Regions from separate parts of the Homo sapiens genome. Here region 1 is linked to region 2. A link is a loop called in an ENCODE intact Hi-C map of the cell type or tissue named here. Cell type or tissue: PC-3. All regions are shown on one strand. Each heading gives the region's core, and the rest is flanking DNA. Links, peaks and the distances in the headings are about the cores only. Region 1 overlaps AGBL4 (AGBL carboxypeptidase 4). Region 2 overlaps LINC02794 (long intergenic non-protein coding RNA 2794).

Region 1 (2,914 bases), core at 118-2,617, 590 kb before region 2:
ACAACAGCATTACCTCGCCAGGGTGTTGTGAAAATGAAATGATGGTGTACATGTAACGTACCTGTCCCAATGCTGGGCACATAGTAGGTGGGACTTGAGGCCAGGAGACACTGCTCAGTTTCATGCCCTCTTCTTGGGCAAGGTTTGTCTCCTGTATGAGCCTTGGTCTCCCAATTCATCAAATGGAGATAAGAATCTGTGGCCCACAAGTACACAGGGCTGCTGTGAGCTGGGCAGGACTAAAGGACAGAAACATCACAGTGATCCAGCTCCCCATGTGAGCAGTGGAGGAGCTCAGGATGAGGACAAAAGGCACTTGGTTCTGATCTGGTCTCGGCCACCAACATCTCAGGTGGCCTTGGCAGTTTCCTTTTTCTTTGAGTCAAAATGTTGGTGTTGGGTAAGGAGGTCTTTGAAGGCTCTGAGCTATTGGGCTTCTCTCCCACTGTACCGTAGTGACCTTCCTCTTCTCATCTCCCTGCCAGGCCCATGCTCTGGTTTATCACCACCTTTCCCTGTCCACTCCAGCCTCTTTGCTGCTTCTCTATGCTTCCCTGCACCCTGCATCCCACTGATCTTTTCTTGGACTGGCCCCAAGCCTGGTAACCATCCTCAGTGCCCATGGCCTAGCTGAGGTCACCCCCAAACCAAGGCTTAGCTGTGTGTATGGAGGCAGATTTCCCAGAGTGGAGGGTCACCATGGCCTGGGTACAGTGGAGGGAGAACACAGTCCAGAGCCTGGGCTATTCCAGGCTCAGTCCAGCCATGGCCCAGCCTTAGGAGTCATTCCGTGACAGTAGTCATTTGGTAACTGGCCTTGGGGTTTGGTCTGGAATCCGGCTGAGGGATCCAGTTGTGACCAGAGTCAGGCTGGGTGGCTGAGGCTCAGAAGCTGCATATAACGTTTTTTTCTCAAATATTCAGCCACCTTTTCCATAAACCACCAGGAAGTTAGCCTCTTGCATCAACCCAGGTGTCAGGACATTTGCCCAAACTTCTTTAAGTGATTTCAGGCTCCAGATCTAGAGAGGTTTCTGTCACCATTCTTTCTGTATCTTTATTCTGGGTATGTCTCAAGGGCCAGAATTAATGGAGTAGGTGAATGGTTACATAGTGTGATTTCAGGGATACCAAGGAAGTTGCTAGAAACCCGTAATGCTATTTCTATCTTTCTGGTCAGTACTGAAATCTCTCAGCTATAGATCCATTCATCTGGATTAGTTTTTGAAGCACTGGAAAAATCACTGGACCAGAAGTCAGTAGATGGGGACCCAAGTCTCATCTTTGCTTCCTACTTACCATTGTATTACCACACTTCTCTCAGCCTCACTTTACCTATCTGTAAAATGGGAAAGATAATGCCTGCCCTTCAGAATTGTTATCTAGATTAAGTGAGACCTAGAGAGTAGAGCACTGGCACCTGGCAGGGGCTCCATAAACATCCCTTCCTTTCCCTAGCCTTTCTGTAGAAAGAACAAAGTGGATTCTCAGGGCGCCATGCTGGAAGTCACCAGCAGGTGGCAGCACGGGGCATTTTCATTCCTTCCTCTCCTAATGAACCAGGTGGTGCTTTGGTGATGTCCAAAGATGAACCCGGGCCGTGGTAAGCTCCCTGGCCCTTCAGAATAGTAAAGCTTAGACAACCTTCTGTCTTGCTTGGTGAAGAGCAGCTGAATCCTCTACTGGCAGGGGCTGAGTTGGTGACAGCTACAGAATATTACCCAGATATAGAAACATGTCAGCCTCACCCCTGCCCTCAAAGAGTCTGCAGTCTAGGGAGGGAGGCCTGGGTGCATGCAGTAGGCAATAGAGGGGGAGAAGGTGAGCACACAAGCTGTGGGAGTGAGGTGAGGGACACCCACCAGTGCAAAGGGTGTCAGCAAGGGCTTCCTCAGGGAGGAGGGGCCACGGAGAAGGAAGTCAGGGACACCGGGAGGTGGCTAAGATATTTCAAGGGCTACCCTTGATTCTGCGTGTTTGAAGCACAACTACCTCTCATTTTCACTACAGACCAAGCTATCTCTGTAGGCCACATTGCTGTAATTTCTATAAACTCCTCAACTCTCTCACTTTCTCACTCCGGTGATGCCTGATCTCCCAACAGATGCTGAGTGAAGCCCCTCCTGGAAATATTTGCATCTCCTCAGTCCTGTGTCCCGCTTTTCAAGTGAGCAAGCAGTTGGGTATTTCTTCCTGCATTGGTGACCACAGGTGGTGGTAGTAGTGGTGGGGGTGGTTTTATAAAGGAAAAGACATCAGGCAAGGAATCTAAGGCCCCAATAACTGTATTTGAAGCCCTATCCTCCCACTGTCCAGGTATGACCTTGGGCCTCATTTCCCTTTTTGTATGGTAAGGTTGACCTAAAGGTCCTAAGAAAGCTCCTAGTTTTAACATCTAACACCCATAGATCCTTCCAGGTCCTAGAGCCACCTGGCTGAGTGACCTTGGGAAGGTCACCAGCTCGATGATGTGGATCCTTCCAAGCTCAACGTGAGTGACAAGTGTAATAGTGCTTTGGAAAAATCTGTGCGATCACCTGATTGCTCACGTGGCCTCTTGGGGGTAAGTGGAGGCAGGTTCAGATGTGTGTGCATCCCCCACAGACCCTAGCTGGGCACCTGGCAGCTGGCTAATTGAGGGAGAGGACACAGAGAGAGATAAAATATCTCTAATATTTCGAATACCTCCTTTCCCAGCTGTCCTGGGACAGAAGAAGCACCCTGGCTCTGTGGGGCCAGGACAGGGTCAGGGCCAGCGCAGACAGCCTGTAGCATTAGAAGGCGGGCTTCTGCTCCTAATGAGAAGGCCCTTCAACCAGAGATGTTTAAAGATGAATCCAGGTGGCGCTGAACTCCCTGGCCATGCAGGCCAGTGGGTCAAGTGGAGTCCACTCTTGGTGAAGAGTGGGGATGG
Region 2 (2,914 bases), core at 182-2,681:
ATTTCTCTAGAGCACCTCTCCCTCAAAAAAGTGCCAGATTATGGAAAGGTTTACACAGGTAGGCAGTAGCTACACCTGCTCTCCTAGATGGCTTCTTTAATATTTTTTAAAAGGAACTTCTATTTTATTTTATTTTATTTTGTTTGTCTGATGTAATCAAAGTTATGGCCTGTTTGGTTTGCTTTTGCCAAGGTATAAATACTGCCTAAAGGCCATTCTGCACATGGGGATATGATGCAAGTCGACTTGCATGTACAAAGCTTCAACTCATCCTCCTGTCTGGGCCCCCACTTTTAATTCTCATTCTTTGTTATGCATACAGTCTCAAGCCTTTCTAGGATATTACCAGGGCAGTTGACTGCCTTTAACTGTAGTTTCCTTGGAATTGCAAATATCAATAGAGAGCTGGTTCCTTCTCTTTGTTCAGGTTTCAGCTCCAACATCACCCCAGAAAAGTCTACCATGACTTCTCTATCTAAATAAACCTCATCTCAATCACTCTCTATTATGGTTTTCTATCTTGTCATCCTCATAGCATTTACCATCATCTGAAATGATTTTGTTATTGGATTTTTACTTCTGCTACTAACATGCAAGCTCATGGGAAGAAGTTTTGTTTGCCTCATCCATAGCTACTTCCTCAATGCCTTTACCCATACCTGAAACACGAGAGGTGCTCGTATATTTATTAAGTAAAGACATAGTCATAAGATACTGGGCAAGGTCAGAGGAAGGAGAGATGCTTCTGCTCCATCTCAAAATTCAACTAGCCCAGGCTCAGCCCCATTCCCAGAACTTCTCACTCCAAACTCAAATTCATTCTCCCCTATCCAAGCTTAGAAAACCTGGGATAATATCATTTATCTTTTACCAACCCTTGCCTCGCCTCCAATTCCTATGTTCCTAGTTTATTGATTGTTACATCTGTCTGGTAATTTCAAATTCACAGTTTCTCATGACTTCCCTAAATACAGTGCTTATGATTGTGCCTTACCTCCATCCTGTCTACCTAGATGTGTCTCAGAATAATAGAATAGTTAAGAGCAAACAAAAAGTAATAAATATGGAATTGAAGAAAACAAATTTCCTCCACCTCTCTGCCACTTGAGACAAAACTGGTTCTTTTCCCCAGGGCAGGGCTGTGTCAGAATCTTGTCCCTTCATAGACTCAAAGTCCAAAGCCTGACCCTCTGTGCAAGGATCCAAAGAGAATGAAAGTTCCTCTTGCATCAGAAGGACTGTCTCAAGGGCACCTGTGCTGTCTGCCTCAAATATGTGTAATACAGGATGCTAGACTGGTCGTTCAGCCTCAAATTCTTTTTATCCTCAGAGAAGATACACATGCATGAATTAATAATCAATAAAATAAACATGTGTCTGTCCTCTGGCGTTTCATTCACCGTAAATGGACACCATGACCTAGAGAAATACAACAAAAAGAAATTGGGAAAACATTGGACAGAACCAGTGCTGTTTCTTTGGAAGCTAAGCAGTAAAAGCTGTAAAAGTACATGAGTGCCATCTAGAGGCAAAACTAGCACTGCAGTGTTGTTAAAGGTTGTTCATACTCAGGAGAAAAGAGAAATTTGCTCCTGGAAACCCATAAGTGATGGGAAAACTTGTCATGACAACCTGATGGATCCTGCCCTATCGTCAATGACTGGCAGTAAGCAAGTTTTTCATATCCCGAGTCAAAATTTGCCTCTGCCTTTCCTGACCGCTGCAGACCACAGTAACCTCCCCTCCTCTGATAGATCCTAGGGTATTTTCTTTAACATTTAATCAGTCCCAAGTCAGAACAAGTTCTCTCTTCAACAAATATCTTTCCCGATATATTCTTTGCATCAGACTCTGAGCTCAGCAATGGGACTGTCTGCTGGTTTACAAGTCACTTCATGAGCTGGAGGGACGTTGTCCATCCCCTCCTTCCCTGTGACAGGAGTTCCCTGCATAACATCTCTGAAATGCACTTCCTAACCTTTTTAGAAATGGATCCTTTGGAAAAGCACATCCCACCTGCTCTAAGACAGGTAAAAATCTGTAGGCATATAACTTCCCGCAGTGAAAATCATGGGTTTGGAAGTCGGTGAGATGTACTATTGAATCCTACCTCTGTGATTTGTGAAATGTGTAAACTACCGAAACTTGGGCAAAGGACTTAACATCTCTGAGACTTGATTTCCTAGTTGTTAAATGGAATAATAATACCTACCTGTGGTCTTATGGTAAGGATTAGCAATAGCACTTTTTTTTTTTTTTGAGACAGTTTCGCTCTTGTTGTCCAGGCTGGAGTTCAATAGCACGATCTTGGCTCACTGCAGCCTCCACCTCCCAGGTTTCAGTGATTCACCCACCCCAGCCTCTTGAGTAACTGGGATTACAGGTATCTGCCACCATGCCCGGTTCATTTTGTATTTTTAGTAGAGATGGGGTTGCACCATGTTGATCAGACTGCTCTTGAACTCCTGACCTCAAGTGATCTGACCTCAAGTGATCCACCCTCCTTGGCCTCCCAAAGTGTTGGGATTACAGGTGTGAGCCGCTGCACCCAGCCCAGTATTTATTATTTATATACAACCTGGCACAACCTGGAACAAAGAAAAAGTGGTAAGAAAATATAAACTTTCACTATCATTATGATAATAAAAGTTCTATGAGATTAAGTCATCTACTTTGCAAAGTTGTTGTGAAGACTAAATTATGTATACATGTATGATAGACTGCCAGGCAAAACAGAACTTAGAATTTTTTTCATCAAGAGAACCTACCAGTGGGTTTGGCAGGATATGATGTCTCACACCTGTAGTCCCAACACTTTGGGAGGCTAAGGCAGACAGATCACATAAGGTCAGGAGTTCAAGACCAGCCTGGCCAACATGGCAAAACCCCATCTCTACTAAAAATACGAAAATTA

What was found. Hi-C counts contacts between places; a loop is a spot of excess contacts. Peaks named below come from ENCODE experiments on the same cell type or tissue, not always from the same donor. Only the 100,000 strongest peaks of a DNase experiment are listed, where the experiment ranks them.
Region 1: it touches region 2 in a loop (17-fold over the local background); 13 of 110 quality-filtered maps call a loop at or near these places.

What each region holds. Positions count from the first base shown.
Region 1 is chr1:48,695,892-48,698,805 of GRCh38, reverse strand. The region is part of intron 6 of AGBL4 (AGBL carboxypeptidase 4); the gene reads left to right. Among named protein-coding and RNA genes, the nearest start is that of BEND5, 80 kb to the left of the region's middle. In PC-3, for the core only: CTCF peaks have their summits at 1,308 and 1,519 (motif pointing right); no DNase peak of the experiment used is centred there.
Region 2 is chr1:48,108,201-48,111,114 of GRCh38, reverse strand. All of the region lies in intron 10 of LINC02794 (long intergenic non-protein coding RNA 2794), which reads right to left. It also overlaps the pseudogene SKINT1L. Among named protein-coding and RNA genes, the nearest start is that of LINC02794, 60 kb to the right of the region's middle. In PC-3, for the core only: a CTCF peak has its summit at 1,525 (motif pointing left); no DNase peak of the experiment used is centred there.